7 separate regions of the Homo sapiens genome follow, and regions 1, 3, 4, 5, 6 and 7 are each linked to region 2. Evidence: chromatin loops called from intact Hi-C (ENCODE). Cell type or tissue: heart left ventricle. All regions are shown on one strand. Each heading gives the region's core, and the rest is flanking DNA. Links, peaks and the distances in the headings are about the cores only. Region 1 holds the start of OPN5 (opsin 5). Region 2 has its middle 63 kb from the start of CD2AP. Region 3 overlaps CD2AP (CD2 associated protein). Region 4 has its middle 65 kb from the start of ADGRF4. Region 5 overlaps CD2AP (CD2 associated protein). Region 6 overlaps CD2AP (CD2 associated protein). Region 7 has its middle 650 kb from the start of PTCHD4.

Region 1 (4,757 bases), core at 420-4,419, 370 kb after region 2:
GAAATTTTGACAAGTCATTTAGTTTCTCCTCCACTTTTAAACAGGATACTTTCCTCCAACCCCCATATGTTGTTTCCCAAGCAATAGTGCCATGAAATATTGTGCAAGAAAGGCAAGCTTCCATGGTTACAAAATTCGACAAACTGATCCTCTTGGAAATAATATCATAGACCCTGGAAGTTGTACCCAGACTACAGTACCTAAAGAATAGCTACAATACAAAATACAACAATAACAATATACAAAAAATAAAAAATAAGTACATAAGAGATTCAGATATGCAGCTGATTGGGAACCATTGGTTTGATCATAGGATGCCATCCCAGGGAACTGGGGGATGTGGTGTTGAGGGCCCTGACCACCTGGGAAGGTAGATAGGACAGCATCTATCTACTATGGGCGGTAGGCAATCTTCAAATACAGGAGGTAAAAGAGGGAAGGAATCGACAAATGACTATTTTATTTACACAATGAGGTAATTCAGGCACATTCAATACTGAAAAAGAAACTCTCTAAAACATATCTCTGAACAAATTCAGTCATGACTATGTGTTGCATTTATTATTTTAAGTAGTACAGTTAGTGTTCTGCAAAAATATTTATGATGGTTGCATTGCTATAGCCTGTTTTCAGCAAAAAGTATAATTCTGTATCAATGATGAAATAGCACCTCAACAAAATAATGATAATGATCCCATACTATGCACTGGTACCTCTAATTTCTTTATGAACTGAAAGTTATTTTACTCATGTGTAGGTAAACCAGAGGAAGAATTAGGTAAATTAAGTGGATTAATTTCTCCTAGGAGTATTTTAGTAGTGACTGAAGGAGCCAGTTTTATATTCTGAAGGATGTAGACTTTGGATAAAAGCTTGAAGGTCAAGTGGAATTTGGATAGACTGAGAAGAAATGGAACACAAATTACATATGGGGAAAATAAGTGTAAAGTGTGAAGTTGAAAAATGAGTTTGTAATGTATAAAGAAGAGTGGAAAAAAAAAGAATTCCCAAATAACCATGTATTTAGGATTCTCTGCCTCTTTCTCGCAGTGTTCCTCAGGAAGAGTTGTGTCTAAGTTGTGTCTTTGAAAAGAACTAGAAACTCTCAAACACTGTATTTCCAAACTTAAACAATAGCATTAATTTTGATCAGTGTCAGAAAAAAAATAAGTCCACCTATGATATGTCAAAAGCAACTCTTCTGCCAGGCAGGCAAGGCTCTACAGGACAAGATCCCATTTTACCAAGCCAAGATGGCTACCACTTCTCTCCATGATGAACTCTGTTCCCATGGAACAACTCTTTTTCCATCCCTTATACACTTTATGTTCATTTTTTCCTCCAAATCTTAGCTCATGTCATTTTCTTACTGAAAATATTCTCTACTGTTTTCGTTGCTTATTAAAGCCCCTTGGGGGCTCAAGTGAAGTTTTATGTTATCATTTTCATTATTAACATATCGAGTCTTAGGCTGTGCAAGGCCTGGGTACTTCTCGATATAGGAAGGACACTTCTTGATATTACACACACAGTCTAGTTAATTCCTCAGAAAATAGTATTATTTCCTTGCTTTAAAAATTATTGTCTAGGCCAGGTTCAGTGGCTCACACTTGTAATCCCAGGACTTTGGGAGGCTAAAGTGGGAGGAGCCCTTGACCCCAGGACGGGAGTTTGAGATCAGCCTGGGAACCATAGAGAGATACTGTCTCTACAAATAATAATAATAAAAAAAATTAGCTAGGTGTTGTGGCGTGTGCCATGGTCCCAGCTAGTCGGGAGGCTAAGTTGGGAGGATCACCTGAGCCTAGGAGGTCGAGGATGCAGTGAGCACTGATCACATCGCTGCACTCCAGCCTGGGCAACAGAGTGAGACCCTATCTCAAAAAAATTCTCTAAAACCAAGTAAAGCAGCATTTTATTGTTTTATATTCTTGTATTATTATTATATTTTCTGACCATTAGTTGCATCTTTTCTCTGTCCAGAAAATGATAGATACCCTCCCTAAGTCTAGATAACATGGTAAACCTCTGTTGTCCTACCTCATAATGCTGGGTTTGTAGTAGATGTTCAGTGAATACTTGAGTTAACACACAAGCATCCATTGATTCAGCATGGGACCCTGAGGAAATCTCTTATACAATAGCTATATCTTGATGGATAGGCAAGTTTGGGAAAAGTAAGCATCTCAGCATATAATAAATATACAGGACCCCCCATTCATAATATGCTTTCGAGTCCGATATCCTATTGCTCCTACAACAAGCATGAGTGACAGGTAAGAAGGAGACTGCCCATTTTACAGATGAAGTGGTTGCAGTTCAGAAAGTTTAAATGATTTGCTCAAGATCAGAGGGTGGGTATCACAGCTGGACTCCAACCTTCATCTTATGATTCTGAAGCTAAGGTGGAGGACAGGACTGGACAGCCAGTTGGGCGGGGGCAATCTTTGGGGAGGAGAGAGTTTACCAGAACAAGAGGCAGTCAAAGGGGAATCAGGAGTTTGAAAGGTAAAGATAAACTTTCACCTGGGGTAGGTCTTGGGATGTGGTGCATCTGGCAGCCAAAGATTTCTCCTACAGCTTTCTAACCATCTCAGGGAGAAGGATTTGGAATGAACATTAGCACATGACTGTCCTCAAACTGTGTGTAGGAGACTGTAGTTTCAGCCAACTGGCCACTGAAAGGGTCACTAGCCTTCCTCTGTAAGCTGTAAGTTGGCAGTTAGAAAGGGGTTAAATTCATGTCTTTTGCGAAGGTGAATTACATGGTTAGATATGTGCCGATCACCCTGTCACCGCCTGTGGGGCACACAACTCTGTGTTCCACTTGCTGTCTCATATAATGCCCGAAATTGTTGCCTAGAGAGCTGAACAGTGACATCTGTTGGTTCGATTTGAAATAGGCAAGTTCAAAAGAGAAACAGCCACACTAGTATTTCTTCCCCTTTCAAAACAAATAGGAACAATCATGACAAAGGAATGACCCTTCCAAAGGAAGTTTTAACATCAGCAGCATACTTTATCTGAAGAACAACACACGACTCCAAGTTTCAGGATGAGGGATATCATGTGACTTTTATTTTTGCAGAAAGCCCATCAAAGACTTTGTGTAAACCTTTTAAAACTCCAATTCAAAAGAAACAGTACTAAGACCTGTGTATCTGAGAAATTCCTCAATGCTCAAGATTTCATCCAGAAGCATAAATGAGCAAATAGAAAGTATGGATTTGGGGCAGTGGTGAGAAATAATGAAATTGCTTTCTGCTCTAGGAAACTTGAGAAACAAACCTTCCTGTGGATGTGCCTGTGAGTTACAACCCAGCTTGAATCCTTTCTAAATAGCTCCAAATTTCAAGATCACTTTGACAATCACCTAGCTCTTAGCTTCAATTAATTAAGTGTCCATGTTCCTTTGTACTGAATGCTCTATTTCTTTCCTTACAAAACTCTAAACCTCATTGAATGTACAATGGAAATGATTTTCTGGGAAATCTGGATAATCAAAAAATACTATATTCTGACAAGTTATATATATACATATGTAAATTTTTTATATATTATATATAATTTATATACATAAATTATATATATATAGTGTGTGTGTGTGTATGTGTGCACACTCCATACAATATCATTTCCTGCTCAGACCTTTACAAAAATTGCTAAGAAACAGTAAATTGCACAGTTTGGCCTTCAACCTTTTAATCACCCCAAGGAGAAAAGAAGTGGCTCAAAGAGTAGCATGAGAAAACAGAGGAGAAAATGAAGGCTTGGATAATCTGCCAACCGAATAACTGAGTAATGACATAATTGGATCATTGAAAAAAATGTTAAAATTTTTACCAGTTATTAATTAGAGAATCATGCATGACCCTGGGAACTTGCTTTTTGTTTTAAAACAGGAGCCACGATTATGAAATGGTTCAAGCTGGCTTATTCAGGTCTGCTGAGATCTCTACTGGTTTGCTTTTCAGATCCCTCGTGGTTCGAGAACAGAATGGCGTTAAATCACACTGCCCTGCCTCAGGACGAGCGCCTGCCCCATTACCTTCGAGATGGGGATCCTTTTGCTTCCAAACTTTCTTGGGAAGCGGATTTAGTGGCTGGCTTTTACCTAACAATAATTGGTAAGCTTCCTTAATTCTTCTGTGCAAAGGCTGCATTTAGAAAATTCATGGGCTGATATGTTAATTTTGTGAAAGGATTCTGATACTTAAGTGGATAGTTTAGTGGAGGCGAAGAGTGGGGAAAGGCAGAAGATGGAATGGCATTATGGCATTCAATAAATGTTTCCTAGAAATGACTCTTTATTATCATTATTATTAGGAATAAAATTCCATTGATAATCCAAGAACTCTTACAGCAAAATTATTTATCCATTTCATTTTGGTTACTTTGGGAGTAGATTTACTTTCTGAATACCAAAATTAATGATAATGATATTTTATTTAAACAGAGTGCTTTTTAAATAATGTTTTTGACATAATCATAAGTTTTAGGTTGAGAATGGGCCTTAAAAATAATCTAGGTCAGTCTCCTGTTCTCACAACTGTGCAAAACTCAATTGTGCTATTGTGCTATAGTACTATAGTAATGGCAGAAACACTGAGTTTACTTCACCTAAAAGTAAAGTCGCATCAAAATAGCTAAGCCATTTTGGTGACAGTTGAAAAATGTGTTGGTGATAAATGGAAGAAAGTCCGGGGTCAAAAGATTTTTGTGCATAATTGACGAAAGGGTGCACCTGCTTCTAGACT
Region 2 (4,757 bases), core at 456-4,455:
CTAAAACAATTTTGAAAAAGGAGAATAAAGTGGGAAATATCAGTCTACCCAGTTTCAAGACATTATATAAAAACGGTAAGCAAACCTGTGTGGTAATGGCAGAGGTATAGACACATATATCAATGGGCCAGAAAAAGGCACTCAGAAAAAGACCTAAATAAATATGCCTGGTTGATTTTTGACAAAAATAAAAAAGCAATTCAATGGAGGAAAGATAGGCTTTTAAAATAAACTTTTGATTTCAGAATACTTTTTGAGTCATAGAAAACTTGTGAAGATAGGACAGAGAGTTTCTATATATCTCATTTACTAATTTCCTCTGTTATTAACATCTTGCATTCGTATGGTATATTTCTTACAATTAATAGGCCGATATTAAAACATTATTATTGGCTGGGCACAGTGACTTATGCCTGTAATCCCTGCACTTTGAGAGGCTGAGGTGGGAGAACTGATTGAGGCCAGGAGTTCAAGACCAGCCTGGGCAATATTGCAAGGTTCCATCTCTACAAAAAACATTATTTTATAAAAGTTAGCCAGGTGTGGTAACACACATTTGTGGTCCCAGATGCTCAGGAGGCTGAGGTGGGAGGATCACTTGAGCCCAGGAGTTTGAGGCATGGGGTGGGAATGGGAAGTGACTGTAAGTGAGGGCAAAGTTTCTTTTTGGGCTGAAGAAAATGTTCTAAAATTAGATTGTAGTGATGGTCATATAACTTTATAAGTCTGCTAAAAAGTCACTGAATTGGCCACACATGGTAGCTCACACCTGTAATCCCAATGCTTTGAGAAGCCAAGGCAAGAGGATGGCTTAAGGCTAGGAATTCAAGACCAGCCTGGGCAACATAGTGAGCCCTCATCTCTACAAAAATAAAAATAAAAATTAGCCTGGTGTGGTGGTGCATGCCTGTAGTTCCAGCTACTCTGGAGGCTGTGGCAGGAGGATCACTTGATCCCAGAAGTTTGAGGCTTCAGTGAGCTATGATCACTTCACTGTACTCCACTGGGCAACAGAGGGGACGCTGTCTCTAAAAAATAAATAAATAAAAATAAAAATCACTGAGTTGTAAGCTTTAAACGAGTGAATTTTATTCACCAAAAAAGCTATCTTTAAAAACAAACTATAAACAGAGAAGTCTCTCTTCTATTCCTGTCCTAGACCCCGTTCTCTCCCATCCCCACAGAAAATCATTTTTATTAGTTTTTGGCTTGCCCTACCAGTTTTACTTTGGCAAATGTAAGCAAGTACAAATACATTAAGTGATTTTAAAATTTTGCCTTAAATACTGGCAATTGACAAAAGCAGCTCTATCTAATTGAGAGGTAAGAAGGAACTCCCTGTAAACCTTTTAGAGATTCTAAAAGGACACTTCTGGGGCTCCACAAAAGTTTTAAAGTTTACAACATTAGTTTCAGCGTGTCCAATTACTTCGGAAAACATATGGCTTTTGGCCAGATGTGGTAGCTCATGCCTGTAATCCCAGCACTTTGGGAGGCCAAGGCGGGCAGATCACCTGAGGTCGGGAGTTCAAGACCAGCCTGGCCAACATGGTGAAACCGTGTCTCTACTAAAAACACAAAAATTAGCTGGGCATGGTGGTGCATGCCTCTAATCTCAGCTACTCAGGAGGCTGAGGCAGGAGAATCACTTGAACCCAGGAGGTGGAGGTTGCTGTGAGCTGAGATTGTGCCACTGCACTCCAGCCTGGGTGACAAAGAGAGACTCTGCCTCACAAAAAATAAAAAATAAAAAAAATACGGCTTTTATTAATTTGAGTGAAGGGGTTCACAAATTAACAACAACAAGAAGGAGAGAGAATGCAGATGACAAAATTGCCTTGTGGGAGACCCAGACAGATACAATTAGCAACAGTTGGGAGGGAAGGTTGTAAGTGAAAGGGGCTTGAAAGAGAGAGAGAGAGTTTGTGTGTGTGTGTTGTCTGTGTGTGTGTGTTGTCTGTGTGTGTGTTGTGTCTATCCATCTGTGTAAGAAAGACATTATCTTTAGAGGCTTTTGCTAAGCTGTTCATGATGAGTATCTGAAAGAAGGTCGGGTGTATACCAAGTTCTTCACGCTAATGAGAGAGGAAGAAAGAAGGAAAAGGAAGAAGTCATGCATTTGCCAGTTTCCCATATTGGCCACTAGATGGCAACACCAACCCAAGACAGTCCTCTTCTGAGATGAGAGAAAAGGGTTGTATAGGATTAAGTACACAATTAGTTTGAATAACTTATTCCTATATACCACAGTTTTCAGTCAAGTATTCTTACCTCAGGAAGGGCATGTATAAGTTTATACATGTTTAAATGTATACGTGCATCTAAGAATACAAGCCAGGCAGGCAGACAGAATGCAAAATCTCCACAATGGTTGCTGACATTCTTTGCACTCACTAAATCTTACATATACGGAATTTCTTGACATAAAAATGGATTAGGTCTCAAAAGCGAGAAATGGTAAGGCATTTACTATTTACCGTCTTCAGACCATAAAACCTCTTTAAACTGCAACTTTACTGTCAGCACCTTAGAATCTAAACATAACGTTTCAAAACGTTTCCATGGAGAAGGTTTTGATTTCAACTTAGCATGCCAACAGACCATTTTCTTGTCTTCCCATTGTCTACGTGGTGGAAATTTCTTCAGCTGTAAGCCAGACTGGAAACTTGTAGCCCAATGGGTGTCAAGGATAAAAGGTGTGGTAAGCTCCTTATTCCCTTGTTATTGAGGTGGGACCATCGGCTTCCATTTTCAGTGGTGTTTCCATAAAGATTTTCATCTTCTCCAGCGCCCGAGGCATCAGAAGAATTTATGTGACCCCAAGATCACCTTGAAACCATATTACCGGTTTATGGTTTCCTAAAAGCTTTTTGTGTGATTAGGTTTCGTTTTACTGTTAATCACAACAAGAAACAGGAAGTGGGTAAAAACACCAAAGAGAAAGTTGCAAAGTTTCAAACAATTCCACCATAAATAGTCGCACAATGAGAGTTGTCCCTAGATTTCACTGGAATGTAAATAAAAGCCTTGATCATTCTCACTGCTCGACAGCCACAGTTTCACTTTGTTCTTCATGGCTCTGCCAACCCTCTGAAACTCTCAGTCACGGGGACTGTGCTCTCAGCTTTCCTCCAAGAGATTTCTCCACTGCCATTGCCTCCTGTTTTTTCTTACCTCCTTTTATTTAATATTTACAGGAAAAGCTGTTGATATATGTGGAATGTTTGAGGATACAAAATGAATTAAATGATATTTAATGACATTTGGAAGAAAACCCAGATTTTCCACCCAAGTTTTTCTTCCTCAAAAAGAAAGGCCATTGTGTGCTCTTTCTTACTAGAGTGGGGGATGAAGAGTCCATTGCAAAGTGAAGACTTGGTCCAAAGCTGACCATGCTACAGGCTAGAGACACGGGCAGTCACAGGAAGGGTATGGCATGATGTCTAATATATACTGCACATTCCATATGTTCTATAGTATGCTATTCAAGATCTGCATAATCAAGAAATATTTTCCAATTTAAATTAATTAATGCTGGTCTGGTTTGAATTAGTAGAGAGAAAAAAGTCTAAATTAAATATATTATCAAAGCCTGGGCAACCCAACAAGATCTCATCTCTACAAAAAATAAAGAAATAAAATGAAATAAAAAAATTAGCCAGGCATGGTGGCACATGCCTGTTGTCCCAGCTACTAGGAAGGCTGAGGCAGGAGGATTGCTTGAATCCAGGAAGTCAAGGCTGCAGTAAGTTGTGATCATGTCACTGCACACCAGCAGAGGTGACAGAGAAAGATCCTGTCTGTAAAAAATAAATAAATAAATAAATAAAGGTAGATGCTGCCAATGTCTCAGCCTTTATGATGTCCACCTGCCAGCATCAGGGTCCCTTTGCCCAAAGATTTTCTCTGACCACTGGAGTGCACTTTGCTGCACCAGGCTTAGGGAAATGAACAGATATCTGGGAAGTATTCCTTAAAAAATGACTGATGGGAACTGGTGAGGCAAGACTTCAGCTCATTCACCCCACTGAGGAAATAGCTCTGAGGTTTGTGTTATTCTGGATCTCCAGAGTTGCCAGCTGGATTAAGTTCCAATTGTCCATTACAGTAACTGGCTTGATAACACAGACCATTTATTAGTCTTCAATTCCTTGCCTCTCTTGCCCACTCACTAACAGTATTTCTTGAGATACTGTAATCACCCAACAGGTTCTTCCTGCCAGCGGCACAGACAAAACCAATTCACTGGGACCATGGTATTGCAGTAAAGAAAGAGTTTAATTAACAAAAAGCTGGCCAGGCAGAAGAAGTGGAGCTATCACTCAAATCAGTCTCCCTTAGAACTCAGACCCTATGGTTTTTATGGATAATTTGGTGGGCAGGGGGCTAGGGAATTGATACAGCTGATTGGTTGGAAGTGAAATTATTGGGGTGTGGGAGATGGTGCTCAAGCCTTAAGTCAGCCTCTGAGAGGTGGGGGTCACAGGACCAGTTAAGTCATGAGTCACAGGTCTGGTAGGGTCAGTCAGTTGCTGCAGTGCAAAAACCTGAAAAATATCTCAAAAGACCACTCTTAGGTTTTACAATAGTCATGTTATCTTTGGGAGCAATTGGGAAAGTCACAAATTTTGTGACCTCTGGCTACATGACTCCTGAGCAGTAAATGATTATGGAAACTACGCCTACATATTAGCAGACTTCAGGGCCTTCTATAATCTTAGCCTCATGGCCTTTTGTTAGTTTTCCACCCTTGAGCA
Region 3 (4,000 bases), core at 1-4,000, 210 kb after region 2:
ACCGCTTTCTGTATCTTTGGAATAAAGACTTTAATAACAGATCGGGCTGACAATGAAAGCTATCGTCTCAATCCAAATTGAAGACAGGCTTGTTGTAGTCCAGTGCTGCTAAAACATTGAGCTAATCATCATAATATTTACAGAATCATATCAAGGAAGATCCTGAAATTAATAAACGGTTCTTGAGTAGTTATAATCCTTTAGGAGATTGTGAACATATAAAAATTATACTTTTTGACTATGGCAAAGTCCTAATCGTTTAATAATGTGCTGTTTGTCGAAGCTAGCCAAAGCATGTATTGTTTATGTGCACTCTTGAGGAAGGTGATGCCATCAGGATAAGGCAAGGCCTATATATTTCCTCATGCAGGGAAAGGTTAAAGATGATCAAAATGTTATAGAATTGAGAAGAGAAATCAATATAAAAACCATGGGCTTTAAAGCCCTAAATCTTACCATGACAAGTCCTGTGTCACTTGTTAGTGTGGAACATTGGCATCCTGTTTAATGTCTTTGAGCCTCAACCTAGCCATTTGAATATGGCAGTATTGAATAACTCTGTGTAGTTATTGTGCAAACTTAATGAAATGATCTCCTTCTTCATAAATTCCTTAAGTTATGAATTTCCTTCTGCCTAAAGGTGGAACTATATCAAGCACCTTGACTGAATCTTAGATATATTCCTGGGCTTTAAGATATTTAATGTAGTATATACTGGTTACAGATAAGTAAATTGAAACCAAGTCAAGTGATTTAACAATAATTATAATTATAATTAAGTATAATTAGTGAAAAACATGGAACTAAACAGGTCTCTATTCTTTTTACTGTTGTTTATGTATCCTTTGTTTAATTATAGATACATGTACATTTCTTAATTTGGTTTCAAGGATTCTTTTGTTCTTTGTAGGACTGACTGATTTTTTTACAGCTTTAATTTTAAATGCTCACATGACTTAACATTTGTTCTGGCTGAAAGGGCTATAATTGCTTTTTTCTTATTGTAACTGCCATTTAGGAACTTGCATTGTACTGTTGAAACTTTATTCAACCAAATTATAGCATGGGAAACTGGATTTTAGGTCTGGAAAAAAAGTCTGAAGGCTTGAAAGTATGATCACATCTTAATGACATAGAGTAAAATAAACTACTAAACTAAGGATATTTTATGTTTGCTCAATTTATGTTTTTTGTTTTAGATGGAAATAGAGAAGCTGAAAAAAGCTGTCCTGTCTTCTTGAGTGGTGTGGACCTGGTGTTCATAATGTTCCAGGGATTCAGAAGCAACGCTATGAACTTCAGCTGACTTGTTACTTAAAAATTGTGAATTCTGTTGTTGTGATAAATATGAGCAAATGAAGTGTAATATCTATAGAAAAGTAGAGTGAGGGTGAATTTATATATATATTTTGTTTTGCCAATATGAAGAAAAAGAGGCCTTATTTCTTAACTGTGCTGGGATTGCAAACACTTTTTAAAAAATTGTTTGCTTGAAAATACTACTGAATATAAATAAGAATGTGCACAGTAGTTTTTTTATTGAAACTTGTATTATTTTTAAAGAGATCTATACTATAAATATGGTGATATATTTACAAGTAATCTGTTAAGATATACTATTTGAGAGGGACAGATTAGCCTTTTAGTAACTATAGTCACTACTTTTTCCATAATGCATAAGGGATATAAACTCTGTGTGTGTGTGTGTGTGTGTGTGTGTGTGTGTGTGTGTGTGTATATATATATATATATTTTTACTTTTATCCTCTTACCGAAGGTTACACTGTTGTGCCTGTTTGTCTGCAATGCTGTTTATATTTTGGGTGATGAAATAGGAGTTTCCTAGCTATATAAACCAGATTACTCACCCATGCATATAGTAAGAACTAATGAATAATCAAAATAATTTCATCAACTTTTAGAATATTTTATGTTGCTTGCACTATAGGAGTCATAAAAGGAACTTAGTTAAAATATGTTGGATTGTTAAACATTTGGGGAAATATGAACTGTATTTTAAATTTGTTAGGTCTGAAGAATCTAAAACTGTTAATTTAACCCTTAACTTGTGCCTAGAAACTACAGCACATATAAAATATGTAAACACCAGCCTGTTGCTGTACTTTTCTGCTTATTTTACAGCCTCAAATATTTCTCATTATCTTGTCACTTAGTTCTTCATGTTTCTCCTTCTGACTTTTAATAATGGTAATAGGAAAACAAAACCCAAAGCTTTTCAGAACTTCAGTGTGAGGTTTCCTATTTTGACAAGTTAACTTGTAAATACTCAGGTTTTACGATGTATAATTTACCTAATAGACCAAACTAACTCATGGAGATATTTTGAACTATTATTTAGGTACAAACTTTATAAAGAATGTTAGTATGTCATAAAATATAACATTACAGCTTATTTAAAACCAAATATAGTTGAACATATTTAAAATACATTTTCACAGAATGGATGAATTAGTTGTTTCTTCAGAGTTACTTATGAACAGTTGAATGCTTTAAAATGTTCTGTCTGTAGGTAACATCTAAAACACAAGTGGGTTTATTTAAATTTTTAAAATTTGAAATTTTTTATTTGCAAAAAATTGTTTTATGCTTTATTATATCGCAAATGAGTGTCAGATTTTTGAGTACCAATGATCATGCTTCCATTTTTTTTAGTTTTAAACCACCAAACCAATATTTTTCCTTTAAATTTTAATCTTATAATATAGAAATCTTATGTAAATGAAATTTTGTCATGTTTCAAATAAAGAGAACTGAAGTAGAAAATAGAAATGCCAGTAAACAACATAATGTTTAATTTACAACTTACATTAGGGGTTTGGGGGAATGCTAATTATATATTGAGAATATACATTAGAACTCTTCAAAATGGGCTCTTCTAATGAGGTCACTACTGAACAAAATTGTTCCCTCTTCTGTTAAATAGAATAGGTTTAAATGACTAGTCAAATGAATTATTTTCTTCTTGTTAAATAAATTAAATCTTACTTTCTTTTAATGACCAACCTTAGGTAAAACAAAAATATTGTAATCCTAGAAATTATCCTCCAGCTTTCTCACCTGAAAATCTATTGAAGTGATCCCTGGTCATCCTAATAATGGGATGAGGGAAGTTTCCAGCAGATTTCAGGCTGTTCTTAAAGTTTTTGTTGGTCATTTTCTCAATAGTACATGAAATCAAGATGCTTATGAGCATGGAAATGTATTTAAAGTTTTTGCTTGTGTCCTCCTCAGTCAGAATAGAAAAGTAACTGAAATACTTTTACCTTTCTGTCCTTGATAAAATAGTAAAGAAAACCAAACAAACCCAGGCCTGATGGGAAAAATGATTCCTTTATTCTAGCAACTTACTTTCTGTTGGTATGGGAAATGTTATTAATTTCTATTACTAAAGTTCATATCACAAAATGATATTTAATAATAACCTTGGGGTAAATCATGAATTTTTTTTCTACGTGTGAGTATAAAAGACAAAAGTTGAACAGCATGGAATCTCATTGCCAAATTATTAGTGAATGTATAGTTCAGGTATTCTTTGAGACACACAGTATCATTAATTTCTGAATTGTATTTCAGTGTTATTTTTTGTTTGTGACCACTAAGCTTCTGTCTTAATACAAAGCTGTTACCTTCTACAGAATTTAAGTCTGAAGATGTAAAGAGAGAACAGGCCTTGTGTAACAGAAGATACTCTTTTTTATGCTCCTTACTGTGATCACAGAAAAATTAAAAATCCAAGTGCTCTCTAGATTTGTTGATAAACATTTTATGCTTGCATTTAAACTTGAAATGTATGAGCAGAATGAGACAATCAGTTAAATCAGAAATGAGAAGTATTATAATGTAAAGGCCTTGTTTTGCTGTAGCAATAAAATGACCAAGTGCAATGACTTGATTTAATAAAATCATATTTTAAAAGTTGCTGCTATGAATATTTTTGGCTATAAAATTTTACCCTGACTTGCTTTCAATAACTGTTACG
Region 4 (4,757 bases), core at 440-4,439, 220 kb after region 2:
ACACAAGATTTTGGGAAACGTTCTTCATTTCTTAGTGTACATCTTTGCAAACTTAAATGGTTTTCATGGCTTTTCAGCAAAAACACAATAAACAACCTTACGTAGCTTCCATAAAGAAATTAAATGGGCCAGGCACGGTGGCTCATGCCTGAAATCTCAGTACTTTGGGAGGCTGAGGTGGGAGGATTGCTTGAGCTTAGAGCCCAGTCTGGGCAATATAAGGAGACCTTGTTTCTACTAAAAACAAAACAAAAACAAAAACTAACTGGGTGTGTTGGTGTGCATCTATAGTCTCAGCTACTTGGGAGGCTGAGGCGGGAGGATCGCTTGAGCCCAGGAGGTTGAGGCTGCAGATCGCGCCACTGCACTCCAGCCTGGGCAAGAAAATGAGGCCCTGTCTTTCAAAAAAAAAGAAAAAAGGAAAAAAACAAAATTAAATGACCACTAGATGGCAGTCAAATAAAGCTCAGCTTATATGTGTCTTGAAACCATAAACAGGTAGCAGCTGCAAATAAAATCAGAGAGGGCTCCAACCTTCACCCAGAACTGGGACACAACCAACCCTACTTCCCTAGCCTGATTACTTCCCCAAGCTAAGTGCCACATGATAGGGTAAAAAGAGTTGGGGCCTTGGAATCGAACTGATCTCGCTCTGAAAACTGGCTCTAAAAATGAGTAGCTGTGTGAACTTGGCAAATCACTCAAGTCTTATCCCTTTCCTTATCTAAAGAGACATAAAAACTTTGTTTTGCCAGAATTTAAACCCTTTCCTTCTTGCCGTTTACTCAGGGAAGAGGGAGAAAGGAGGCCCTGAGTTCTGGGAGAACAAGTCAGACAGCAGCAACAAAACCATCTTGCTCTTGTTTGTCATTTCTGTTGGATGTTGACGCCTTGAGGGCTCCTTTGACCCCAGGTTGCTGCAGTGAGTCCTGAACCTTTTCTCACATGTGTTATTTGCCACTTCCTGTCCTTGATTCTCTGGTGGCACCTCCCGTTCCTCCATTTTGTCCTGCAATGTGCTCCTACCACAACCAGGCCAAAGAGAAAGCAAATCCCATTTATGGTTGCTTATGTAACCAGCTCATATAATAGTTTTGTAGTGAGCTTTGTGCTCCAGGCTTCTTAAGGAGTTTCTGGTAGGGCATCTCTGGTTTTGCCACTTCTGTCTTTTTCCTATGTGAAGTCTAGTATAATTCATATAGAGTTGGAGTCTGCCAGTACAGTCCAGAGCCAGTGGTCAGTGGAGAGAGTCTATGGTGCCACGACCATGCCTGAAAAAGTGAATCCATTTTCTGCCCAAATTCTAAGCAGGAAATGACTTTTCTCTCCAAAATGGGGTTAAAATGTCCATATTGTGGTGATGATGTGACTGTAGGGTCACAGAAGCAGAGAATAGTCCTACCCCAGAAGGAACGTGGTCACCTGAAAGACTTCAGAAGTGAAACATGCTATATAGGAGGACAGAGCAAGACAACATCACACAGATCTTTCCACTGACAAAATAGCCAGCCATCTGCAGTATGCTTTAGGGAAAAGCAAAACCTTTCATGGATATCAGTAAGTCTTGACCCAGGGCTTAGACAGTATTTTGAACAAGTGACAAAACTAGTGATTATGATTCTTAATAGTGATAAAAATCCTGGAGTATGAGAAAAACAACATAGTATACATAAAAGTATTCAGGGACCGTTTCCTTAGTCTCACCAAGATTATCACCAGTTCCATGGAGAGAGAGGGAGAAGTAGAGAATGAAATAAAATAATGTATATTCGTTTTAGTCTATTGAATTTGTGAATGTATGTGTAATGCAAAAATGCCTTTATGTTTGTTTATCTTGATCTGAACCTGTGTTCTTACTGAGGCAAGAAAAAAATTGCCATTCAAAGGCTACATTCTCATCTGGCTTATTAATTAATTGATTATTTTTTTTGTACGTGTATGAGATGGAGTCTCACTCTGTTGCCCAGGCTGGAGTGCAGTGGCATGATCTCAGCTCACTACGTCTGCCTCCCGGCTCAAGTGTTTCTTGTGCCTCAGCCTCCCAAGTAGCTAGACTATAGGCATGTGCCACCATGCCCTGCTAATTTTTGTATTTTTAGTAGAGACATGGTTTTGCAATGTTGGCCAGACTGGTCTCAAAAACTCCTGACCTCAAGTGGTCTGCCCGCATTGGCTTCCCAAAGTGCTGGGATTACAGGCATGAGCCACCATGCCCAGCTGTCATCTGGTTTAAATTATAAATCACTGCATATACAAAATAAGTAGCAATCAACATAAAATTCCCTTGGGCTGTTTCTCCTCACTCAGGGATCTGCCTTTGTTCTTAGTGTGGTGTCTGTGTGTGCAAGAAGTGGATACATCCTCTAGGGAGCAGGAGGAGACAAGACTCCGTGTTTCTGAGCCTCTTGCTCTCCTCTGCCCCTTTCCTCCCTAGTTGAGTATTGATGTGAGAAGACATCTCACCTCTTGCCTGGCCCTTGCTCTTGCTCTCTGTGTCGGAACTTCTCTTGTTCAGAACCAGAAGGGCTCTGGATTAGCTTTCTATTGCCGCTGTAATTATCACACAAATTTAGTGGTGCAAAAACAATAGACATGTATTATTTTATATGCTGGAGGTCAGAAGTCTGACATGAATCTCACTGGGCTAAAATTAAGGCTTCCAAAGGAAGCTCTAGGGGGAAAATTCCTTTCCTTGCCTTTTCCAGCTTCTTTAGGCTGCTGGCAATTCTTAGCTCATGGCCCCCTTTCCCCATTTTCAAAGCCACCTGTAGAGGGTTGAGCCCTTCTTAAACTGCAGTCCTCCATCCTTCATGCATAATCACCTCTCCCTGATTCTGTCTCCCTCTCCACTCTTAAAAACCCTTGTGATTACATTTGGCCCACCTGTCTGAAGGCTCTTAATCACATTAGCAAAATCCCTTTTGCCGTGTAAGGTAATGTATTCACAGATTCCTGGGACTAGAATGTGTGTATATATCTAGGTGGCAGTGGTGGTGGTGGGGATTATTCTGCCAGCCACAGGCTCTCTGCTTCCTGTCAGATTGAAATGTTCCTATATTCTAGCCTTCTTTTCCCTATGCTGTGGTATTCACCCTTCCCTTCTTTATGGCAGTAAAGGAAGGCTTCAGACAAAGGATTCAGCTTACCAGTGAGTGAAAGTACTTTTTAGGTGGGGGGTGTTTTAAAAAATCATCCCCAGAATAAATAGTGACTTGCCCAGGGAGTTTTGAGGGGCATTGATGAATACAGTGAAAAGGAAACACTTTACCCTGGGAATAATTCACCATTCCAACAACTAGACTCTTAAAATTAGCTAGACAACTAATTTCATGGTAGATAATGACACTGGAAAGAGGAAGATAATAAGATCCCCTGCTGATCAAATCTGAGCCTGAAGCCTATTTAGTGACTAAGATAAGAAATGAGGTTATCGACTACTTAAACAACAAAGCTGAGGAAAACTGGGTGGTGGACAAAGAAGAGAAAATATAAATTAAAAATTTGAGGGTGAATTTTAGAACTTTAGAAGTAAGTTTTCCTGATGGCTGAGAATTCAAACCAACATACTTTCCTGTCCTTGTGATAAACAATACTGGTACTGGACATTCTTTCCTGTCCCAAGTGAAATACCAAAAGCAAACAAAAATAGATTAGGTACTTGCTCTCCAGGAAATATTTGCTCTTGGAAGATAAAATTCTGAATAAAACAAAATAGCTTATTAAGGGAGAAGACTACCCCTCATATTGTCTTATGCCCAATTTCTGCCTCCAAAGAAAGAAGAAGTAAAAACTAAAAGACAGAAATGAAATCCACAGGCAGAGAGCCCAGCGCCGCACCCTGGGCCTGGTTAAAGATTGACCCCTGACCTAACTGGTTATGTTGTCTATAGATTCCAGACATTGTATGGAAAAGCACTGTGAAAATCCCTGTCCTGTTCTGTTCCATTCTGATTACCAGTGCATGCAGCCCCCAGTCACGTACCCCCTGTTTGCTCAATCAATCACGACCCTCTCACGCAAACCCCCTTAGAGTTGTAAGCCCTTAAAAGGGACAGGAATTGCTCACTCGGGCAGCTCCGTTTTTAGAGACGTGAGTCTTGCCGAAGCTCCTGGCCTAATAAAGCCCTTCCTTCTTTAACTTGGTGTCTGAGGGGTTTTGTCTGTGGCTTGTCCTGCTACATTTCTTGGTTCCCTGACCGGGAAGCGAGGTGATTAACAGACTTCGAGGCAGCCCCTTAGGAGGCTTAGGTCTGCCCTGTGGAACATCCCTGTGGGGGACTCCAGCCAGCTTGAGCAACACGAATCCTGAGAGCGCTCGCGGGTAGGCAATTGCCCTAGTGGAACAGCTCACCAGAGCAGTGCCTGGCAGGCCCCCGTGGAGGATCAACGCAGTGGCTGAACACCGGGAAGGAACTGGCACTAGGAGTCTGGACATCTGAAACTTGGTAAGACTGGTCTTCGGAACTCGCCCACTCCATTTGAGTGGAAGCGTGGCCTGATCACCCATGGCAGCCTGTACCTGCGCTTTGGTTTTTGTTTTTGACTTGACTTGGATTGCTTGATACTTGGGTTTTGGTTTTGACCTGGCTTGGATTTCTTTTTTTATTTTATTTTATTTTTTTATTATACTTTAAGTTCTACGGTACATGTACACAACGTGCAGGTTTTTTACATATGTATACATGTGCCATGTTGGTGTGCTGCACCCATTAACTCATCATTTACATTAGGTATATCTCCTAATGCTATCCCCTCCC
Region 5 (4,000 bases), core at 1-4,000, 190 kb after region 2:
GTTTCATAGGTTATAGTTGAAGAAAAGCAGATTATTTGCCCAATTTTAACTCTGGAAACAAAAAAGTTATTGCAACTATATTTTAAATTTTCACAAATTTGGGGGATCTTTATCACATAAGTCTTTAAATGTTGATGGAGTCCCTTTGGGAATTGAAGGAGTAAAATCTGGAATCCACATCTTGCTTTGTATTCATCTTGAATGTTTTACTTAGTTTATGTCAAAGTAATGGAATTTTTTTTAAAATTTAGGTAAATTACAACATTTTCTTTTTTTCGAAACTTTTCCTATATAGTGTCACAACACACTGCCATATTTCTAGTAAAAATAATATATGTAATAATTTCAAACTATTGATGATTGGAAAGTTCTGTTTTTACTTGGTTTGGGGGACCCTATTTCTATCTTTTATACATAGCTGTTATTTACTCCCTATATAGTAAACAGAGACTTTGTGGAACAGGGTGTGAAAACATCTTATTTCTGATTTGTTCTTTTCTTTCAATAAATAAGGAAATAATCTAGAGATGCTGAGACTTAGCCAAGTCAGAAAACTAACAGCTACTTTCAGGCTGCTGTTCTTTATTCCTTCCACTTAATTATACTACCTTTGGTGTACTATACTTAGGCCCTGTAAAGTTCAGAAAATACAGATGTTGGGAATTTAGTTCATGTTAACTGTCAGATTATTCACTGAGCAGGTTTTATATCCTCAGTCGTGTTTTAGGCACAGTTGCATGCTAAGATAAAAGGCATAATTGATGGAAGTCAGTAGTGTATGTCGTAAGCATTAATTCAGAGATTCCTGCTACCTTTTTAAATTAGACGATCATATGTTCCTAGTATTAGTAATATAAAAGTGTTCTACCTCTTCTGTGATGTTAATACTTCAAAAAAAGTATTTTGGCTCAAATACAGCCTCAAATATAATGTGTGAAACTAGCCTTTTTAATATGTTTTAGAAAGTTGAAAACATACATGAAAAACTTATTGAAAATTTCATTATTAGGCAACGTAATAATTTGAGGTTAAATAATAGAAAGTACACTGACTTTGCTGTTAATAAAAGGGGTTTTATTTACTAGTTGATTGCTGATAGTAAGTTTCTTAATGTTTTTTCCCTTAACTAACAATGGAATGATTTAGTACATGTATATGTCTGCTGGAATACCTGACATGGAAGTTATTACAAATGTTATTTTTCCTTCTTTCCTCCCTCCTCCATTGTTTTAAACCCATCCCATTTTGTTTTTGTTCTAATCTATAAAGGATATAAATCCCTGACTTTGTTCACAGATATGATTTTCTTATTTATAAAGTCATATGTAAACGTTTATGTGTATATATAAACTATGTATATAAATGCAGACTGACTTTTGTACATGTAAGAAAGACATATACAGAACACTCAGATTTTCTTTTTTTAATGACATGACATAACTTTTTAGCTTCTTCATATATATTCTCATATATAATGTAGTTTTATAAATATCAGAGCTGTTAAGAACCATGCTTACAATTTTTTTTCTCTATTACAAACACTTCCTCAAAAATTGGTTTAAGGAAAATCTCAGTGCCACTACTAATTAATAATAAAGCTTGTGTGGTCCACATATTTCTAAAATCATACATTATCTGAAAAGTAAAATTATCTTTAACTTAGTTTTAAAATGTAAGATAGAAAATTTTATAGTAACATAGCTGTTATATTAAGAAAGCCCAACTGATGAAGTTTCCTTACAGTGTAGTATTGTTTTTCTGTGATAAGATTTTCTATGATTAAAAGGCAATTTCATGCCTGTGATCACAGCACTTTAGGAGGCCAAAGCAGGAAGATTGCTTGCATCCAGGAGTTAGAGACTAGCCTGGGCAGCATAGTGAGACTAGCCTGGGTAACATAGTGAGACCGTGTCTCTACAGAAAAAAAAAAAAAAGCTGGGCATGATGGTGTGCACCTGTAGTCCCATGGTGTAGCTACTAGGGAGGGAGGCTGAGGTGAGAGGGTTTCTTAAAGCTGAGAGTTGGAGGTTGTAGTGAGCCTTGATCATGCCATTGCTCTCCAGCCTGGGTGATAAAGTGAGACCCTGTCTCAAAAATAAACAAAAAAAAAGCAATTTTAAAGAAACACATTATTCGATGGAAGCATTCATTGTTGAATAAGGAAACACATTTGTTTTTCTTCAAGTTTATTTGATATTTGGTAGTTGATCTATTTTTTAAAAATTACTTTTCCAATATTTCTCATTTCTTCCAGAAATAATTTATGGTGGAATTTTTCTAATAGGTACCTGTTGAGTAGCATATACTATAAAAAGTGAGCCTATATCTAAACTAGAATTTAAAAAAATTTAGTTTCTAATAGTTTCCTTGATCATACCATATTAAAGACTTGTAAGTACCATATAAGGCATTAGTGAATTTTTATTTATGTATGAAATATTTTAAAGATAGTATTGAGTCATATTTTTATAGTGAGATATTTTAAAGTAATATTTAACATATTTTTCTTCTTTGATACCACAGAATTAAAATTGCTTTTCATCGTTGTAATTTCTATCATGGGCTAAAGACTAAAACTTGACTAAAAGTTGATTTAGTTATAACTACATTATGAGATGTCAACATGCTGATTTATTACTCTGGCCTCTTAAAGCACCAAGCCATCCTTTTGGAAACTGTCTTGGTGTTCAGTGAGTAATAAAACAGGACTTTCTGGCTTAATGCATATTGAAATTAATACTAATATTAATTTTTCCCTTTGAAAGACAAAGGAATAAACCTAAAACCTAATATACATCTTGTGTAAGTTAGATAACCTGCAAATAGTTATATGCCAAACATTGAAATGGTTTTATTCATTCTACAGCTGTTCTTTTTTCCTGTTTTGTAAAATAATTATTTTGGTTTAGTCTTTTTTCTAGACATTCCTATCCTTGACTTTTCTTTCCAGATTTTGTTTCCTAGCCTGTTTGCCATGTTTCCCTTCTTACGTGTCAGGAAATTATTCTACCCTTCTCCATTTTGGTAAGATGAAAGTTTATAAAGCAATCAAAATAGTATTTTCAATATAAATAGGTGGTGCACATTGATTTTTCTTTGTAATTTTACTGAAAGTGTACATGTCTGTCTGTCTATTTATTCTAACCCTTTTGGTTTTCCATTTTTAGATACAATGAAATTCATTTTGGAAAAGTTTCCTGATTCGTTTAAAATATTCTTTTGATAATATTTTTTAAGAAAATTGGCAACCATAAAAATCAGTTTATTTTCTCTCCAAATTGGATATTTCATTTTGCTTTTTAAAAATTTTATGTGTTCCTAGCAACGTGCAGATTGTAAGTGGCTGGCAGAGTGACAATGTGATTGCAAAAGCTAAATGATTGTCGTGCCTGTTATGCCACGTGTACAGTGTAAATCCATTGTTATCCCTCTTAGGTAAATTTAAAAGCATTTAGATATGTCATGAGTCCAAAATGTGCACTGTTCCATTTTACTAACCTAATGGCTTAAATGGAGAACCTGAGAGAGTTTTAGAATAGTAAAGTTACTTGTCTTGGTGTCATAGTTCAAAACTGGACATACAGAAGACATTTTACATGAGCATGGTGTATAATTTTGTAAATCTATGTTTTATTTACCCTTTCAGTTTCATTTTTCTTTGTCTTTTCCTGTGTTTTTCTGTTTCTTTTTCTTTCTGCAAGTTGCTTAAATATGCATTTGAAAATAATCTCTACAGGCTAAAATGATTGGATTGTACTTGTTAAGGTTTTTTCTTTGTGGGTTGTTAATGCACACATCAGTGTAAAAGCAATTTTCACCCTTCAAATTACGACATATTTTAACATCTTTTAAAAATACTGATTGCTTTCTTTGTGATATTTACAAATAACATGACATTTAAACATATATTTAAATTCAACCGCCTTCAGATTATATAATGCATTTTTCATTGTCATTTATTATTATGGTTTGTTATATTTCATGATTATTTACAATTATC
Region 6 (4,000 bases), core at 1-4,000, 180 kb after region 2:
AACTCTGCATCTCTTCCTGCATACCTTGCCTTTTGCATGTGTTCCATTTGGCTGTTCTGAGCTGTATCCTTTATAATAAACTGTTAACAGTGAGTAAAGTGCCTTCCTGAGTTCTGTGAGCTCTTCTAACAAGTTATCAAACCCAAGGAGTGATCATGGGAATCCCCAATTTATAGCCAATTGATCAGAAGTACGAGAGGACAGGACTTGAGATTGGAATCTGAAGTGGGAGCAGTCTTGTGGGTCTGAGCCTTTAACTTGTGGGATCTGATGCTAACCCCAGAAAGACAGTGTCAGAATTGAATTAAATTATAGGACACTCAGCTGGTGCCAGATAATTGGTTGTTGTGGGAATAAATCCCCACACATTTGGTGTCTCAGAGTGTTATGAATCTAGAGAAAAGTATTTTGTTCTTTTTAGACTATGTCACAAAAAGCATATTTAACCAAAGAAAAAATAATTGTACTTTATCAAAATTAAAAACTTATATGCATTAAAGGACATTAAGAAAGTAAAAAGACAACTTACAAAATGGGAGAAATCTTATGAGATTTGCAAGTATCTGGAATATGTAAAGGACTGTTACAACTTAACAACAAAAAGACAAACCTGTTTAAAACTGCAGCACAGGCTGAAATAGGTATTTATCTAAAGGAGATATATAAGTTTTGTTTTTTATAACAAGCATGTTTATAAGCATGCTTGTTATATAAGCACTTGAAAAGATGTTTAACATCATTAATCATGTCAGTAAGCACTTGACAAGATGTTTAATATCATTAGTCTTTAGGGAAATGCAAATCAAAACCACAGCGAGCACCACTTCACACCCACTGAGATGGTTAAAAATTTTTTTAAGAAAGGAAAATAAGTAATAAATGTTTGCAAGGATGTGGAGAAATTGGACTTTTATACATTACTGGTGCAAATAGAAAATGTTTTAGCTACTATGAAAAGCAGTTAGGTGGTTCTTCAGAAAGTTAAACATGGAATTACCATATGACCCAGCAGTTCCAAACGTCCAAGAGAATTGACAACAGACTCTCGTGTATTGTATGTAAATATTCATAGCAGCACTATTTACAGTAGGCAAAAGGTAGAAGGAATCCTCAATGGGTAAACAGATTGTGTTTTATATATGTGTGTGTGTATGTTTAATGGAATATTATTCAGTCACAAAAAGGAATGAAATACTGCTATATGTTATGAAGAGGCTAAACTGCTAAAACATTGGGCTAAGCGAAAGAAGCCAGACACAAAGATAATTGCATGATTCCATGTGTATGAAGTATCCAAAATGGGTAAATCCATAGAAGATAGAAGGCAGGTTGCTGTTTGCCAGGGGTTAACTAATTAATGAGGAAAGGGTTATCTTCTGGGGTGTTGGAAGTGTTTTAGAAGTAGATAAAGGTGGTGGTTGCGTAACATCGTGAATGTACTAAATGGCACTGAATTGTTCATTTTAGAATTTTTAATTTTGTGTTATGTAAATGTCACCTCAACTAAAAAAATAAAATCTAGTACATAAATATGTTGCCATCTTATAGTAGTTATATAATAAGTCAGTACCTTATAGTTGATTTAGTTATGGACATAACCAGGAATGATGAGTCGTATTTTTGTTACCTTTTGATTTCCATGTATTCTTTTTTTTAGACTAACACTACAGAATTTCAAGCTGTTATTTGTGTATTCTGTTAAAATAAATATATTCAATCAGTGAACTTCTCTTTAATTTATATCCTTTGACCATTTTTCTTGGTATGTTATATAAAACATCTCTTAATTTCTAGAAATTTAAGTTTGGCTGGTTGTTATAACTACAAATAGCTTTATTTCGTTATTGATTTCAATTGGAGAGTTTGGTTTTTTACAAATTCCTGGTGGTATAATTATATATAGTACATTGTTACATCTTGAGGCCATATAAAAATAGATTTTTGTACCAAATGATGACCAGAATTTTATAGACTAAGCTATATTTTCATATGATTCAAAGTATTAAATAAGTGGTAAAAGTGAGAAAATAGTATTTTGTATTCATTGTGAAATAAGACTTGTAATTTTTAAAAGGAAGAGGTTTAGCTATGTGCTACGATGTTCAGGTTTTATAATCACCAGTTTCTGGTTGATATGAAATCTTACAGAATTATTTGTGGTCTTGTGATAGACATTTTTTTCAAAGACCAAATAAATTTTGAAAATTATTCAGTATGGTGCTTAGGAGCTTCTTATTTTTGTATATACGTCTTAAGACACATTTTAGCTGACTGCTGTATTATGACTATCTCATGTATGCATGTGTCAATTTTAATACCTATTTATGAGCACCTGAAAGATCAGGAAGCAGGTATGTCATGTGTAATAAAAGAGTACTTGTTGCCTTTTTGGTGATAAAATTGTCTTTATTGACATAGTATAAAATTGTCAAAATTGTTTTTTTCCAGCTTATTTTCTTCTACTTCAAATGGAAATACCCATTTCATTGCATTATTAAATGAAATGGTATTAATAAAATTCTTAGTGCAGTACTAAGAATTACAAATATAAGCCTATAATTCTCTCGTCTGTGGCTAAGCAGTCTTGCCCTAGTTTCTCTTAACATTTGATTTTTTTTTCCTTCACCATCATGCTTTTTAAATTTGAATGTTATATAGGACTTGAGTTTCTACTTGTTTTTAGTTCTCTATATTTCAGTTTCAGAAAATAGTCTGGATTTAAGTCTAGATAATTTTCTGGTTAGAGTAAAATCATGTGTGGTTGTATTTGAGATAGACTACTACACTTAAAAGCAAAGCTTCCTGGGAACATAATAAAAAGCAGGCATTATCTACTAATCGGAAGCTTATTAGTGGTTTTCCTCTCTACCATAATAAACATTTTTTAAAGTTATTTAGGATTATTAAATTAAAATATAACTTTAAAATAAGTAAAACAGTGCACATGTATACAAATACAGAGAATGAAAGTTCATGTCTGCCTCTGTCACACTTTTCCAGCCTGATACAAACTTTTGGAAATAGAAAAACCTAAATAATTTTGATTGTTAATAACTTGTGAAATATTTTAAATCTTAGATGAAAAATCAACACTGGAACAGAAACCTTCTAAACCAGCAGCTCCACAAGTCCCACCCAAGAAACCTACTCCACCTACCAAAGCCAGTAATTTACTGAGATCTTCTGGAACAGTGTACCCAAAGCGACCTGAAAAACCAGTTCCTCCACCACCTCCTATAGCCAAGTAAGTTTTACCTAATTTTAAATTAGCTTACTGATTTACTCACCTTTGACCTTAATGGCTCTATTGCCTTTCTAAATCTCCAGGTATGTTTTTTCTTATTTTTCAGTTATATTTATTTTTAAAATTGACATATACAATTGTGTGTATTTATTGTATACAACATGATGTTTTAAAGCGTATATATAATTCATTGTGGAATGGCTTCGGTAACTGTGATAACCTCACATAGTTAACATTTTTATGATGAGAACACTTAACATTCACTCTTAGCATTTTTAAAGAATGCGGTACATCACATTAACTGCAGTCACTAAAATGTACAATGGATTTCTTAAAACTTATTCCCTCTATCTAACCGTATGTATTCCTTGACCACATCTTCCCACTCCCCTCCAACTCACAACCACTTCAGGCTCTGGTAATCACCATTCTACTCTATTTCTATGGGATCAACTTTTTTAGACTTCACATTTGAGTGGAGAACATGTGGTATTTGTCTTTCTGTGCCTGGCTTATTTGACTTAACATCCTCCAGATTCGTCGATGATGTTGCAAATGGCAGGCTTGCTTTCTTTTTTTATGGCTGAATGGTATTCTTTGTGTATATATGCCACATTTTCTTTATTCATTCATCCATTGATACTTTAGGTTGCTTCCATATTTTGGCTGTTGTGAATAGTGCTGTAGTAAACATGGGAATGCATATATTTCTTTGACATATTGATTTTATTTCCTTTGGATATGGACCCAGTAATG
Region 7 (4,757 bases), core at 469-4,468, 1.4 Mb after region 2:
ATGCAGAGTGTTATTTAAGTAAAGAAGCAGGCTAAGGAATGTGGAGCCATTGCATCAATTGTTCTGAAATACAGCTACCTTTAGCTCAGAGTGTCTCTTTTACAAGAGTGTCTGACCATGAGGTGGGTCCTAGTCTGCTCTACAAATAGTATCCTTTATTATACGTGCCTTAATGTGAAGAGATTGGAATGCATAACTGAATTTGGAGAATTTCAAGCATATGATTACATCATTAAATTTGAAGAATTTTGTATGTTAACTTTAACTAAAGGTCTGAGTTTGAAGGACTTATTAAATATCATTTTCCAGTAAGTACTGAGTGTGTGTATGATCTTACACATGAATCTCACGAAACAAAGTCTGTACCCAGCCTGTCTATTTCAAGGGGATGTCATTCTCTGCCTTGACAGGAAGTCTCTATATCTGAAGGGGTTATGTCTAATGGAATTGCCAGCACACAGGTAAAATTGTGTTACTATAGGTAAGTGTTGCCTTGGCTGTATGCAAGTTACCAATATTGATGGTATTTAGTGGAACATGATGGCTTTTCCAACTATATAAACCTGTGTCGTTATTTTTGCATGGAACTGTTGTCTTGCAAAGTCGTGAAGTAAGGAAGAATATAGCAGATGTTTTATATTTTGCATATAACCACAAGTCTGGTAACACTATGGGCATAAAATTAAGAAACAAATGTTCTAATCACTTTTTTAAAATTTTGCTCTTAGATTATTTCTCTAACCTAACTGAAACTTAGTAGACTCATCCAGAAGATTAAAGTTGGTCTGAGGATTCTTTCTTTCATTTTTAAAATGCTCTCCTTATGTATAGAAATAGCAGACTGTCCAGCACTCTACTGAACTCTAATAAACAAAACTTATATTACCTATGAGAAAGCTGGAACTTTCCAGAATATATGATGAAGTAGCCATTTCTTTTAAGTGATAGTTATTTTCTGATGAAAACCAGAATACTAGTTTATTGAAATAACTTCAGAAACACAACAAACTACTTTAATTAGGAAATAATCTGTCTCAATGTGTCCCATTTGAACTATTATTCTCTATTTAATTTCATCTGGGTCTTATCTATCCAGATTTCCTGTAGCTGATTATAAGTGTATGCCTACAGCTGGTTGTTCTCATATCAGCACTTTATATTTAAAACAACCAAACAAAGCAGAGAGTCCAGGCAAGAGCCCAGATTCTTCTACCCTTCCTACATGAGCTGCAAACATGTATTCAACAATAAGACTGTGGCCGGATACATTTAGTTTCATCGGAATACAGATTTAAAGCTTTTGATAAGTAATACGGTCAGGCACAACAGAAGTCTCCATTTCTCCGTATCCTTCCCATTCCTTTCATTACCCGATGTGCTTCACTCGTCTTTATTATGTGTCTGGTTTCTGAAGTTATTTAATATTGGGAACTCTGATTTGGCAATTGCATGTGTTTTTTTACTGTTGAATTAGTTTTACTCTATTTATTGTGTAGATTTTAATGATCTTGGCAGCAACTTTCTGACACTTGATAGGTAATAAAATTCTGAAACTTAATATAGGAAACCCTACCACTACCTGCTCATAGTGTTGCATAACAAAGTGAGGGGTGTGGTGCCACTAAACACATGCAGAGTTCTATATTTTAAAAATAACCTGCTAGCAGAGAGAAAATATGAAACCATTTTCTGCCTTCTACATATAAAAATTTTAAAATATAAAACCTAAAATCTTCTATAGCCTGGCTGGGATTTCCAACTATGAATAGCAATCACCACACAAAGCATTGATGTAATAAAGGAAAAATAACCACCCTTATTTGGTAAAACTTTAAATGTTAACAGTGCGATTTACAATTCATTTACTTCCATCTTCTTATCACAGTCAAGCATATGAGGACAGAAAAACCTAAAACAGATGGGTAGTTCAATGAATTTCTTAATCTTTTCTAGCTCTTTATCCTCAAAGGAATTTTAAATTCACTATTGTAATGCATATGTCTTGAATCAGGAAAACTGGTAGGGAAACATAGGCAAGTTATTTTCTTTAATTGAAGAGATAATCTGTGTATTTTCATATTTCCAGCGTATCTTTAAAAAACACAGCATTAACATTTAGAGCACTTAGAAAGTAATACAATAATCTGGATTTTCTCGAGTTAGTGGCCTTTCCTCCCAAGGTATTTACAGGGGATTGCCATCTACCAAGTGTGGCTGAATCCCCGGGCAGTCAGACTTCCGAATGCTCGAACGAATAGCTCAAGAGAGCCACCTACTGCTTATATGGATATCCAGTATGGAGAAAAAAAATGTGTCTTCAGTATCAAATTACATCAATGTAATGTTTTTGTCAAATGAAAACAAAAATACTGCTGTGGCTGTGTTAAGAAACAATAGTCAATATATCACATTTTTTTTCATTCATTTATCTATTGATGGACCCTAGGTTGCTTCCAAATCATAGCTATTGTGAATAGTGCTGCAATAAACATGGAATAAAAAAGGAACACTAAATTAGGCTTTAAACTCTTTGAGCTATCCTTGCCACTTCGTACTTTTTGAGGGACTTACCAAAAGCACAGATTACCAAGTAAAAAATGTATGAAATGGTCTCAAGTTCCAGATTTATGTGTTAGACTCTTTATCTCCTTTTCATACTATCATAGAGCATTTTCTGTTGCTCTCATTCTAAGAAGAAAATACAAGACTGAAGGTAGAAGTGTGTATCCCAGAACAAAATGTTTAAAAGACTGGCCAGTTAGCCAGACATGTTGCTGGGATTGCTCCTGTAATCCCAGCACTTTGGGGAGCTGAGTTGGGAGGATAGCTTGAGCCCAAGAGGTAGAGGCTACAGGGATTGGCCGGCATATTGGCAGTGACAGGATAAACTTGGAATAAAGACCAGTGCTGGGATTATTAATTTTATCCCTGCTACTAATAGCTCCTATTTATAGAGTTCTAGATTACAAAACCATGATCAGATGTAATTTTAATAACTACTTCCTTTTTTGTACTTGAAGAATTTGATGCCCACAAAGAAGGTGAAATAATGTATTCAAGGTCATACTATTATCTAGGTCCAGAACATGCTGGAACACAGGGATCCCCGAAGTTTTTATCTAACACGACATCACTATGCCCGCCAGATTCTTCTCAATTACATATCCATTCAGCAGATTTGACCTGTAGCATTACAGGTGAAGTAAGGTTGAGAAATTGATTCAAGTGAGTAATATGTAGCCCTGCACAAAGGGAGTTCCAAGTACCATGGGGTGAAAAACACCCAGATGTGAGTCACACAAAGCAGAATTCAAAGTCCAGATTTCTTTCCTTAACTGACTCAGTCACTTGCTATGATATTTTCATCAAGGGACTTAAATTCTGTGAACATGAGTTTCCCAAAAAGTAAAATTAAAAAAAAATCTATCCTACAGAATTATTTTAAGGATAATACAAATACAGGTTAAATGCTTTGCTCAAGTGGATAGTACATGTGAATTTGGGCTCATATTATTAGTAAATAGATTACCATAACATCAGGTAAAAGAAATGAGAAGCACTAAAAAATGTACTCAATGCTACAGATACTTGATATACAAATATGAATATTATAGAAGTATTTATACTGTGTATGTTCCCCTGCTTAAAAATATAGACTTTCAGACTCAGAAGACATTAAAATTAAATCTAGACACCTTTTGCTGCCATCTCACCATTACTACTCTGAGGCTTAAGTTCTTTTACTCATGACTTACATTTTTTAGAGCCCTAATAATACTTTTCAATAATAACTTCATTTATTTATCCCACAGATGAAGCAATGAGCAAATTGTGAAATAAATCATCTTTACCTGCAGGGAGTACATTCCAAGTTACTACACAACTTCCACTCTATCAATTAATATACATCACCTCCATTTGCTTGAACACCTTGAAAAATAACACCATGAATACAAGGATCTATCTTGTGTGCACTGGAAATGCTAATAACATCAATGTTTTCACTCTTATATGCATCCAATATAATTATCCAATACAATATTTATAACTTCAAATTTTCCATTTTGAGGAAGCATGTATGAGATTAAGATTTTTCTACATCAATTTCTCTTCAAGAACAAACTAATATAGAGAAAAATATATAACAATACATGGGAAACTTTTTGTTCCAGTGTCTTTGAGATTTTATTTTGTTTTGTAAATCATCCACTCATAGTTTGTGGAAGATTTAACACTTGATGTAGTGATGTTCTTTATCTCTTGATTGATTTTCTTGCTTTAATATGTTTCTAGCAATATTTTAATAACTATAGAATCACCTTCTTTTAAAGTTTTATTTCTTGTTGAAAATTATTCCTGATAACAAACTTTACATTTGAGGGATCACCATTAGGTTGTAGAAGAACTATTATGAAATTAGGAAACTATTATTGGAAAATTATAATTAGGAAATTATAACTATAAAGTTAGTAACAAATCCTAAGGAGCAGATGTACTTAATATATGACTTTATGTTAAGTTAAAAATTAATTTGTAATTAAAATGAAATTGGATGAGGAGGAGTATTTAGAAATCATGACTTACATTAATGAAACATTCTGGATTGCATTTGTATTACTCTCAGAATGTGTTGAGTGTATTAAATAACATTATACTCAATATTACAAATGATGTTTGGGAAAGAAGACATATGGAGAGAAGGCCGATGACTTTCCTACCATTCATTAGGTGTTTGTTATTAGCCATTACTTATTAGC

What was found. Hi-C counts contacts between places; a loop is a spot of excess contacts. Peaks named below come from ENCODE experiments on the same cell type or tissue, not always from the same donor. Only the 100,000 strongest peaks of a DNase experiment are listed, where the experiment ranks them.
Region 1: a loop joins it to region 2, with 8 times the contacts of the local background. A loop is called at or near these places in 80 of 110 quality-filtered maps.
Region 3: a loop joins it to region 2, with 4 times the contacts of the local background. A loop is called at or near these places in 44 of 110 quality-filtered maps.
Region 4: a loop joins it to region 2, with 13 times the contacts of the local background. A loop is called at or near these places in 40 of 110 quality-filtered maps.
Region 5: a loop joins it to region 2, with 4 times the contacts of the local background. A loop is called at or near these places in 39 of 110 quality-filtered maps.
Region 6: it touches region 2 in a loop (3-fold over the local background); 36 of 110 quality-filtered maps call a loop at or near these places.
Region 7: it touches region 2 in a loop (5-fold over the local background); 3 of 110 quality-filtered maps call a loop at or near these places.

The regions. Positions count from the first base shown.
Region 1 is chr6:47,778,070-47,782,826 of GRCh38, forward strand. OPN5 (opsin 5) reads left to right here and starts at 3,963. Exons shown (of 7, transcript NM_181744.4): 1 at 3,963-4,127. The coding sequence starts at 3,998. In heart left ventricle, for the core only: a CTCF peak has its summit at 2,888 (motif pointing left); no DNase peak of the experiment used is centred there; H3K4me3 peaks cover 211 bases.
Region 2 is chr6:47,412,023-47,416,779 of GRCh38, forward strand. No RefSeq gene overlaps it. Among named protein-coding and RNA genes, the nearest start is that of CD2AP, 63 kb to the right of the region's middle. RefSeq lists enhancers at 2,008-2,057, 2,068-2,127, 2,630-2,679. In heart left ventricle, for the core only: a CTCF peak has its summit at 2,156 (motif pointing right); no DNase peak of the experiment used is centred there; H3K4me3 peaks cover 1,318 bases; H3K27ac peaks cover 221 bases.
Region 3 is chr6:47,622,987-47,626,986 of GRCh38, forward strand. It overlaps CD2AP (CD2 associated protein), which reads left to right. Exons shown (of 18, transcript NM_012120.3): 18 at 1,200-4,000. The coding sequence ends at 1,241. Among named protein-coding and RNA genes, the nearest start is that of ADGRF4, 74 kb to the right of the region's middle. In heart left ventricle, for the core only: no CTCF peak of the experiment used is centred there; no DNase peak of the experiment used is centred there.
Region 4 is chr6:47,631,038-47,635,794 of GRCh38, forward strand. No RefSeq gene overlaps it. Among named protein-coding and RNA genes, the nearest start is that of ADGRF4, 65 kb to the right of the region's middle. In heart left ventricle, for the core only: CTCF peaks have their summits at 444 (motif pointing right) and 2,392; no DNase peak of the experiment used is centred there.
Region 5 is chr6:47,600,809-47,604,808 of GRCh38, forward strand. All of the region lies in intron 13 of CD2AP (CD2 associated protein), which reads left to right. Among named protein-coding and RNA genes, the nearest start is that of ADGRF4, 96 kb to the right of the region's middle. In heart left ventricle, for the core only: no CTCF peak of the experiment used is centred there; no DNase peak of the experiment used is centred there.
Region 6 is chr6:47,592,783-47,596,782 of GRCh38, forward strand. CD2AP (CD2 associated protein) reads left to right here. Exons shown (of 18, transcript NM_012120.3): 12 at 3,079-3,244. Among named protein-coding and RNA genes, the nearest start is that of ADGRF4, 100 kb to the right of the region's middle. In heart left ventricle, for the core only: no CTCF peak of the experiment used is centred there; no DNase peak of the experiment used is centred there.
Region 7 is chr6:48,763,287-48,768,043 of GRCh38, forward strand. No RefSeq gene overlaps it. Among named protein-coding and RNA genes, the nearest start is that of PTCHD4, 650 kb to the left of the region's middle. RefSeq lists an enhancer at 1,747-2,344. In heart left ventricle, for the core only: a CTCF peak has its summit at 2,287 (motif pointing left); no DNase peak of the experiment used is centred there; H3K27me3 peaks cover 552 bases.